Linked DNA regions of Homo sapiens: region 1 is linked to region 2. The links are chromatin loops, found by intact Hi-C in ENCODE. Cell type or tissue: GM12878. All regions are shown on one strand. Each heading gives the region's core, and the rest is flanking DNA. Links, peaks and the distances in the headings are about the cores only.

Region 1 (5,382 bases), core at 140-5,139, 280 kb after region 2:
TATAAAAGCCCCGAGACCCTAGCAGGCACAGACACAAGCAGCTGGACATCGAGAAGAACACACGGGCAGAACACACTAGCAGAACACACCGGCACACACCAGCAGACACCAGCAGGTCATATACAGTGGTGCCATGTGAAGTTCAGCCAGAGGAGAGCGCCACTACTGGGTGGCCTGACTCCAGGGGAAGACCACTTTCCCACTCCATCCAGCTTCTGTCTTCCTCATCCACCTCCCTGGGAGCTATTACCACTCAATAAAAACCTCGCACCTATCCTCCAAGCCCCTGAGTGATTCGATTTTTCCGGTACACTAAGGCAAGAACCCTGGGATACAGAAAGCCCTCTGTCCTTGCAATAAGGCAGAGGGTCTAATTGAGCTGATTAACACAAGAGGCCTGAGGACAGCTAAGCTGAAAGAGCATGCTGCACTATAACACATGCCCACTGGGGCTTCGGGAGCTGTTAACACTCAACCCTAGATGCTGCCGTGGGGTTGCCCACATGCCACATTGTCTTATTCTCTGTTCCACAAACTTTCAGAGACAGAAAACTGGGGCCCAGGGGTGAGACTGGTCTGAGAGATTTGTACAATGTATTTTTTTTCCATGAATAAATGCTCAACAGGTAAAAATCAGGAGCTTTCAAATAAAAATCTAAATTTTAAACACTTCTTGCAATGTCAAGAGATCAAACAGCCCTGGACCCCCGTGTCTGCCTAGCAGCCATAAGCTGGAGTGAAAAACAACTGTCTCTTGCAGGGGGTATGAGCTTCCTGTGTCTCTATCTCTTCTTGTGAAATTGCAAGCACTGAGGCCAAAACTCATTGCTGGTAACTTTGACACACTATTGTTTTTCTTCTAGCAGAGTTAAAAGGCCAGTAAAATAATTCATAGCATCATTTCTTTATCCAAAGTGGGGAAATCAAAGACTGTGTGTTTCAAGAAAAATTGTTGTGAACATATCTTTTTGCAAAGATGAAGACTATTCCTAGTTTTATATAAAGAATTTGATCAAAGAAAAAACCTAAGATACCCTGAAAAATAATTTATGGTAAAAACTGTAAAAATATGTTGAAGACATGCTTATTTAAAAACAATAAAAAATGAACAATATTTAAAATATTTTGTTTTTCAAAGTGATGTTGCTGTGAAACGCAATTATGATGTGTGAGGGCAATTTTGTTTTTCATCTTGAGAACCTTGTCTAGAGGTTTGGACTTCATTAGCCTGTTTGGAAAATGTTTATCATTTAATTTTATTACAATAGTAATTCTGTTATATGAAATTAACATTTTTGGAGCTACAGTTTGTGATACAAAGTTGTATAAAATACACCCTCTGCCCTCAAGCAACTCTCTAGATGTTGACTCATTCATTATTTCAGAAAACATTTATTGAGTCCTGAGGGTCAAACACTGGGCTGAACTGGTGATGCCAAGAAGAATTATAGAGTCTCATCTCATAAGAAGCTTATAGTCAAATTGGAGAGGCTTATAAGTAAGCAAGTACAGTATAGTGTGGCAGTGGGTGGGCTCAGGGCACAGTGGGATCTTACAGTGGAAAGAGTGAAGAAGCAGGGGCACGGCATGGGAAGGGAATGAGAAACAGAGCCAGGTAATCTGTTGGGAGTTAATTCTCCGTGGGGTAACATGTTGTCCTGCACATCTTGCAAGCAGAGGCACAGAGTGTCTTTTACTCTGGAGAATCTTTTCAAGGAAGCCTGTACAGCAAATAGCCTTGGAAGACAGAGATGTCTCTCTGCAGAGCAAAGGGCGGGCATTCTTACCATCCTCTGTAACAAAGGTAATGTCTCCCTCTGGAGACTATACATCATAAGATTTGAGTTCCTTCAGCTCAGGGTTCTTCTCCTATATTACAACCCATTGAGTATGCTGGTGTCATCTGGGCCTGTCCACATTGCCCCCATGGGGTCTGAAGGCAAGGGGAACTGACGCAAATATGTTGATCCTTCTGCTGCTCCCCTTGACATGAATAATAATGTTCTTTGTCTCTGACCCAGGAGTCTCACTTCTGCCAGCATTCATGAAACGGTAGCAGACTAATTTCTTAGGTTATAAGCTGAGTACAATCTCAGACTCTTCACAGTTCTTTGTATAGCCTGTTGGCAGAATTTTTTCTTGTTTATCCAAAATCTTGTGTATCTAGGTTGGGGGAGGGATGTATTTGTTTATTGGAGTTAACAAACAAAATAGATTGTGAAAAGGTGCTTCGAGAAAATAGAGTCAAAGACCCTTCTTATCATTGCTCACATTTCTGTGCAGGTGAAATACAGGAAACGTAAACATCAAAGAGAGTCTAGAGGGAAATAGAAGGAAAGTTTTCACAAAACAGCAGCATGTGACCTAAGATAGTTGTGGTGCATTAGAGACATAATTATTACTGCTCACCATCTAGGGACTGGGTCACAAAATAGGAACTTCAAGCTTTTTCTAATTTAATTTTTTGGTTTTACCAGTTAGTAGCAGTACGTTAGCTGCCTGATTCCCATAGTCCTACCTTGCAGGTCCCTGCACATCTTCATCCCTCTTCCAGCTCCAGCCAGACAGCGCCAGCTCCTTATCTGTGACCTCTGAATGGTGCTGTGCAAGGTCACTTCTCTGTCATGCTTACTTCTGAGCCTTGGTGAATTATTTCTGCACATTATGTCATTATAACTGGGGGGTTTCCTTTTTAGTGCCTGTTTATGGTGGAACTTGTTAGCATGCTTAAACCTGTTAAAGAACCAAAAATAGCTACACCTCTTGAGCAGTTACATTCTGAAGCTGGTTTAGGTTTTATGTAACTGCTCTCTCTTTCTTGAATGTGTCTATTTCTGCCTCAAACTTTTCCTGTTCATAAAAAGCATAGCTATTTTGATTGGATTTGCATTTGTTCTGTCACGCAGAAGCACACTGACATCCCTCAGGGGCAATGCTGGATTCACAGTCAAATGAGCACGTTCTTCTTCCTCTCCCTAGCATTTCATCTCTGTAAGAAAGTGACCAGCCACTAGAATAGTAGCATCATTAGAACAGCCACACTTATCACAGAGATGTTTTAAAACAGACAAATTAAAACAAGTCAGGAGAAGGTGGCTAATCCAATTAATTAGGAAGAGATAACTTCCAGCAGAAGAAGGCAAAGTGGGAGACTCACCATGAGGCTTAGCGCAGCCGTGCTCTGTGAAACATAGATGTGCAACTGCCTATGTTTTTCACAGCCATCCTGCTTCTCTTCAGACAGGCATCAATCAATAGCCTATAAAACAGGTTTTATTTTTTCTGTCTGTGCTTTTTCAGGTGAATGTGTGGGTGTGGTGGTTGAGGTGGAGGTGGAGGAGGGGATTTATTAAAGAAAAAAGACCAGAGGGGTGAGAGGGTAGAATTTATTAGAAATGGTACAAGTAAACAAAGTTTAATGGGAAGAGTTTATGATTGACTGAAACAAACAGTGAAAGAGGGAGTGGAGATTACATCTCGGACACCAGGCTGGGTTTGGAAGACCAATCCAGGCAGGGTGATGCCAGATGTCATGCTTTCCATGAGAGTCTTTTTAAAATTTCTTTTTAAAAACTCTATTTTTGCAGATATTGGCATTGCTCTACTCTGGAAAGACTTTAAAAGTCCACTCAACTACAGCTCTTTCTTCATTTTTTTTCTCTCTCTGCTTGCTAAATTAACAACAAGCTCACAGGCCCAGATTATCTTTGCCTAAAGGAAGGCAGCACTTGTGTGCTCTGTGAGATGGCAGTTTATCAGCCCAGTTGAAATGCAGTCTTTTAGGATTTGTGCTGTTTTTCTCAAGCTCTGTGCTAATCCTCCTGTTATCATCTCTGTCAGGTTTGTTGATGATAATCAGTTTTCCATCAAAAGTAGGCATATCTGAACACAAGTAGCTAAGCTTACATCCAATGATGAGTTCTTTCATTTGCATACAGCTAAACCTAATAAAGTTTTAAACTATGAGTCACCTCTTATTAAGGATAAAAGCCATCTGTCAACTTCCATCTATGTATTTGCCAATTTTGATGCAAGAGCCATTGATACACTCTATTTAGTTTCATAAGCAAGAAAATGCAAGTCAAAAACTCCTGGTGATTTGTTTACTGGTCAGTGATGCAGCCAGAATCAGACTCAAGTACTCAGCGAAATGTCTATATGGGGAGTCACCAAGAACTTAAAAATATTTAAGTTGGTGCAAAAGTAATTGCCGTTTTTGCCATTCAAAATAATGGTAAAACCACAATCGTTTTGCACCAACCTAATATCTTTCCCTCAGTGTTCACTCACAGGCTTTGGTATAAACATACACACTTTGATTCCACTAATTTTGAATTTGTGACAAAAGTAATACAGGAAAAGACAGAATTTAGACAGTAATGTATCAAGCCAGAGAAATTGTTTTCCCTTTTTTTCTAGGAAAAGCGATTTTGAAAGAAACACTTTGATAGACAATTAAAGGTAAAGAATAGGATCCTGCAGTCTGCTCAGGCTTTAAAGGATGATTTCTAAATATTGTGCATTAGGCAAAGAGAAGACTTTGTTACCCTCCTTGGGAAGAAAAAAAGAGGAAAGGGAGAAAAAAAGAGGGAGAGACTTAGCCATTGACATGGTAAATGGCTGTGCTTTGAAAAAATGTGATTATTTCTTACGACTCTCCCTGTTTGGTCACTGTAGCCAAACTCAAAATACTTTGTGTGGATAGAATTTTATTGAAACCAGGGAGCTGTTTAAATCTTTTGTCCAGACAGATTGATCTACAGTGAAGGATGCTGCTCTCATTGAGCACACATTTAAGACAGGATAGAGATAAATACATTAACAAATATATAAACAATACAATTTAATAGAGCGATAAAAGTTTCAAAGAAAGAAACACCTGGATAATGAAAGACAGTTGACTAGCATTGGGCTGGCTAGAGATGGTGAGGAAATGAGTCTCTAAGGAGGTGACATTTATGCAGAGGCAAGCAGATACCCCTCCTTCTTCCAAATTCATGCATATTCAAATGTTTTGCTAGTTGATTGTAGAGAATAAAAGACGAAATGACAGTTCTAATGTGCAAGGAGCTCACAAACTAAGAGGAGAAACAAAATACAACAAAATGAAAGGCATTTAATACAGTTCTATAAACTCATTCAGAAATAACTCTTCAACATTAATCCAGCTGGAATTAATCTCTATGAGAATTGGAAGCATGACTGGCTAGCTCTATGTTAACATCTCTCTGGACAAAGGAGAGTGTGTCAGTCAAGTCTCTTGGTTGCAAACTTCAGAGTCCAACTCAAGCTTGCTTAACTGAAATGGGGAATTATTGAGGGAACATAAAGGGGCTGTCAGAAGTGGTGGAAAAAATGGATGGCAAGTCTGGGAAGACAGAC
Region 2 (5,382 bases), core at 303-5,302:
TGAGTACACCAACAGGTTAGAGTTGATAAATAACTTGGCCTAACATCATACAATTGTTACTAAATGTTATACGAAATCTTTTTTTTTTTTAATTTTTTTTTTTTTTTCAGACAGGTTCTTGCCCCATCGCCCAGGCTGGAGTGCAGTGGTGTGATCTTGGCTCATTGCAACCTCTGTCTCCTGGGTTCAAGCAATTCTTAGGCCTCAGCCTTTCAAGGTAGCTGGGATTACAGGTGTGTGCCACCACGCCCAGCTAATTTTTGTAATTTTACTAGAGACGAGGTTTCTGCCATGTTGGCTGGGCTGGTCTGGAACTTCTGGCCTCAAGCAATCCCCGCCTCAGCCATCCAAAGTGCCAGACTACAGGCGTGAGCCACTGCGCCAGCTTCTTTTTTGGTTTTTACATTTTTCCTTTTGGCTGTTGTTGTCAACATTGTTAACATGAGAAGCCAATTGCCCAGTTCCCTAATGAAGATCCACCACTGTCTTTCTAAAACTTCAGTTCTGCTTACCCTACAGGAGAGAATAAACTTTTTTTTTTTTTAAGAGATGGAGTCTCACTCTGTCACTCAGGCTGAAGTGCAGTGGTGCAGTCTCGGCTCACTGCAACCTCCGCCTCCCGGGTTCAAGCAATTCTTCTGCCTCAGCCTCCCCGGTAGCTGGGATTACAGGTGTCCACCACCACGCCTGGCTAATTTTTGTATTTTTAGTAGAATTGGCCAGGCTTGTCTAGAACTCCTGACTTCAGGTGACCCGCCTGCCTTGGCCTCCCAAAGTCCTGGGATTACAGGTGTGAACCACTGCATCCGGCCAGATAAGCGTGTTTTATGTTTTTTCTCCTTGGGTTCTTGTCTAAAGGGTTATTAAAATTTTTCTGAGTTTTTAACTTTTTCATTTCATTATTTTTTTCTATAATAAACCTCAATGATAATTTCCAAAAGGAAACTATATTGCTATTTCTCCTTCTTACCTTGCAGCATTAGATGAAACCTATAGAACACTGCTAGGTACTAATGGAATTAATGTTGATTCTGATCTTATTAAAAGAAGTCTGTTGTTTTTTAGCTTCTGTTCTTTAGCATATGTTAAAAGTCTCATACTATTTGAAATATTTGCATAGACTTTTAAACCGGAATGCCTGCTGAAATTTGTTTTTCAGAATTTATTTATATAATTACAGGAATTTTCACCTCTAATTTGTTAGCATTTGAAGTCTATTGATGGATTTTTATCATGTGGAACCATATATGCATTCATGGAATAAGTACAACTTGGTAGACTTATTTTAATATATTGCTTGATTTGGTTTGCAAATGTCCATTTCCTGGCGTTCTAGTTAATTGAAATACTTGCTTTCCCCAAAGCAGCAACACCAGTACTTTTTCTTTCAATAATAACATTGGTGTTCATATTCTAAAATATCTAGCTTTTCCTGTGCCAGACTTAAAGGTTAGTTATATTTTAATACTACATGTTTTATGCAGCTCCTTAAACCTCAAATCAGAACAACACTAGTGATAGTTGTCTCCATATGTTCTCATTAGAATTCTACCAAATATCTGGCTGGGTAGCTGCCCTCGTCAGGTGGAACATGTAACCATCAAACTGAAGCATGAATTGGGGATTACAGCTGTAATGAATTTCCAGACTGAATGGGATATTGTACAGAATTCCTCAGGCTGTAACCGCTACCCAGAGCCCATGACTCCAGACACTATGATTAAACTATATAGGGAAGAAGGCTTGGCCTACATCTGGATGCCAACACCAGATATGAGCACCGAAGGTAAGGATCAGAACTGTTCTGCCTCCTTGCTGTATTTCAGAGAAACCCTTGCTGTCTGTCTGTCTATCTATAATTTAATATCTTAAAAATGAATGGTAGAAATGGAATAAATATAAGATTTTAGATTTAATATATATAATACATATGTTTTGACACTGTGGCTAAGATTCTGTTTAATGTGGCTTCTTTGTTTATTCATTCAACACATATTTATTGTGTATGTACTGGGTATGCGGCATTATGCTAGTAGCTAGGAACACAGCAGTAAAGAAAGACAGGCACAACTTCTGCCCCCACGGAGCGCATTGTCCTATAGGGATGGCAAATGTTAATCAAATGACTAAAAATAGAAGTTTAAAACTATGATGAATTTTTTGTTAGAAAATATATAGATATTGCTATGAGATTATGTACAGGTAATCAGGCCAAGAAGTGGGGTCAAAGAGGGTTTTCTTGGAAAGTAGTGTTTGGGCTAAGATCTGAGGGTGGGCTGGAGGAAGAGTGAGTGGAGGGAGTGACCCAGGCAGAAGCAGCAGCTTAGAAGAATCCTTGTGGCAGGAGAGAGCACAGAGTGTTGCAAAAACTGAAAGACCAATGTGGCTTGGATCAGAGAACGAGGAAAGATGATCCTGCAGGATTTGAGCGACAAAAAGGACTTTAGACGCTATCCTATAGCAGGAAGAAGCAGTTGTACAGTAAGACGAGTTCGACACTAATTACAGCACAGAGGGGAATGGGTAAGAGAGGAGTGAGGACCGTGCTGGAGGAGGGTTATGCATGGGAAGAGCACATTCTGGGGAGCGACAAAGGGAGGCTGCGTGAATGCCATGGCACTTGAGGTGGGCATGGCTTTGATAGGTAGATGTGGAGGGAGAAAGGGCATGCTAGGGGGAAGCAGCAGCACAGGCTATGGCACAGAAGCATGGAATTTTAGAGGAATGATAGGGATTTTAGCCTGGTTGTAGAATAGGGTACTTGTCGAAGAGGAGTAGAGATAACTACAGTCGGCAGAGGAGAGAACCAAGTTACACCGATAGTATCAAGCAGCTGTCAGCAGGGGGCAGCAGAGAGCTTCAGAAATGGGAGAGGCTAAGGAGTTTGATGACCTCCTCTGCTGGGGAAAGGACAGTGATATCCAGCTCAGAGACGTTTCTATCTTTAGCCCTCTTCCCCCAAATGTATATTATGTACAAAACACTCTCCTAAGCAATTTACAAGAATTAGCTTATTTAATTCTCATAATAAGACTCCAGGCAGATATTGTAGCTGTCTCTATTTTGCAGACGAAGAGGCTGAGGCATGAAAAAGTTATTGCCCATGTCATAGAACTAAAAAGAGGCCCATTCTGAATTTCAAGGCTGGCAGTCGGACCCAGAACATTGCTCCAGACAGCAACTTTACCAGCTATGAAGCTTCTCCCTGCATTCTTACACAGACGCTTCAGGCAGGTTCTTCAGACCCATGCAATTTCAACCCCTTATGTTCATGATCATCTGGAGTTAGGCAGAGCCTACAAATTGCAAGGGAAGTAGCTTGTCTCCCCAAGAGTGAATGGTCTGCAAGATAAAAAACCATGAGGACCACAGGAAATCTACGTTTCTGGACCTTGCCCACCTCAGCCCTTTATGGATCTCAGGTGGTCCTCCTGGCCAGGCTGGGCCCCTTTGTTGATCTGTGTCTGAGCTGAATTGCCATTGGGGATGGGGTATAATGTTTGTTCCTGAAGGTGGAGAGAGCTGCTGACAGTCTGGTTATTCCTCTTGGTAACCTGACCTAAGGAAGCATGATTTAGCTGTAAGAGCTCTGCCCTTCTTCAAGGAAGAAAAAAAGAAAAACTTCATTTGCGAAGATGCACATTGGTTGAATCCAGGTGATATTTACCTTGTCCAGCTGGTTTTCCTGGTTTCAAAACAGAGAAGATAGTTAGGATTTGAAGGACTGTAGCTTCCAGAGAGCATTTTGATGTTAGCATCTCTGAATCTGATTTGACAGCATTGTTATCCTGTTGGAGAATGATGTGAGACGAGGCTGGGAGAAGTTAGGCTGCCAACTGTGCCACGCATCCCCCGCCATCCCATCCCAACCCACACACTGATTACCTGAAGGCTCTGCTGACAGATAGTAATTTGCTTGATAGTTTGGGACTCTGCAGAAGCCTGAGGGAAAACTGTATCCCCAAGGACCCATTGTAGTTGTGTTCACGAACCTTTTTTGCGGTCAGTGGGTTACCAGGTCACAGTCGTAACTGTTAGTGCAGTAGCATAGCTTCTTTCAGGCTGAGACAGTGCAGTGGCATTTGAGCTGCAAAATGCAAGCTTCCACGTGATAAAGGCCCAGCTGTAAGACCGACTAATGGATTTCTTTGGCTTGGCCTAACCTGGGGGTGTAATCTAAGGGTTAATAACCACTTCTGAGTGGCAGGGGAACTTTTTACCAATAGACCAATGTCTGTGGCTCACAGTATTAGCCCAATGAACACATAGATTAATCAGCTGAATATTTTTAGAACTCTAGAGAAAAACCCAGTTGGAAGTGTTTTGAGCTGCAGCATAATGCTCTCAGTTGAAGTCTGAGAAAGAAGACAGTTTGTTAGGCTTGACTGTCACCGCTAGTTGTCACAGACCTGTTATAATCAATCGTGTGATCGATCCTTACTCTTGCATGCTTTTGTCATATGTGGAATGGTGGTGTAGATTTCTTTTTTTAAAAAATCTTTTATAAACATTTTGGTTTGTGTCTTTCACCTAGGGAATGAAAATCTGCCAAATCTAACACTCACCTGAACAAAACAAAATGAAACAAATCTGCTCGTTAAAATTTTCTTTGCATAGAAGGTATTCAGGTTGTGTTTTGACCTCTGTCACTGCAGCACTATTTATAACAAATGTCTACCCTTGCCTCCCAAATGAGTTCACAGGCTTCATGAAGTCCTCAGCTACCCCTCTGTTGTCAAAGTCTGACTTCCTTTCCCTTGCTCAACACACTGATTTCGGCTCTCCCATTGCACGGAAATGCTGACCTTGGAGCCAAGACAACTGGGCTAAAGCCTTGTCACCACTGGGTAGCTGGGAGGATATCGGCAGGCTAGTTCCTGCATTAAGAAAATGAGGATAGTAATTTCCACCTTACAGGACTATAACAGTAGAATAAGATAATTGATATGAAAGGGCTTTGAAAATCACAAAGTTGGAATTGTAGGATTAGTTCCAAGTCTTTAAGTTTCTACCAAAGGATGTTATAGATAATGTAGATCCTATCTATATTACACTTCAAAGATGGAAAAAAATATGCCCCCCACATAATATATTCATCATATATCTGCTCCTGGAGTAAGAAAGGAAAGTGTGTGTGTGTGTGTGTGTGTGTGTGTGTGAGAGAGAGAGAGAGAGAGAGAGAAAGGCTGAAAGCTGCAGATTTCTTTCAGGATCAACCTTGGATAAAGCATATCTTTAGGGCCTTTTGACCCCTCTCTTTTATCTCAGGCCCTAATACCTCAGGCTACTTGACTTACCTGCCCAAATGCTCTACCTCTCCCTCTCCTCACAACCTTGGCTGGCTCAATAGTGCTTTCAGGAAGCTTTTGGTTGGTCCAGAGT

The links. A loop is a pair of places that touch in the nucleus more often than their neighbours do. Peaks named below come from ENCODE experiments on the same cell type or tissue, not always from the same donor. Only the 100,000 strongest peaks of a DNase experiment are listed, where the experiment ranks them.
Region 1: a loop joins it to region 2, with 1.9 times the contacts of the local background. A loop is called at or near these places in 6 of 110 quality-filtered maps.

Annotation. Positions count from the first base shown.
Region 1 is chr6:145,347,649-145,353,030 of GRCh38, reverse strand. No RefSeq gene overlaps it. Among named protein-coding and RNA genes, the nearest start is that of TRQ-TTG4-1, 170 kb to the right of the region's middle. In GM12878, for the core only: a CTCF peak has its summit at 1,815; a DNase peak (open chromatin) is centred at 2,830; H3K4me3 peaks cover 1,592 bases; H3K27ac peaks cover 3,235 bases.
Region 2 is chr6:145,631,649-145,637,030 of GRCh38, reverse strand. It overlaps EPM2A (EPM2A glucan phosphatase, laforin), which reads left to right. Exons shown (of 4, transcript NM_005670.4): 3 at 1,545-1,786. Among named protein-coding and RNA genes, the nearest start is that of EPM2A-DT, 100 kb to the left of the region's middle. In GM12878, for the core only: a CTCF peak has its summit at 2,841 (motif pointing right); a DNase peak (open chromatin) is centred at 2,830.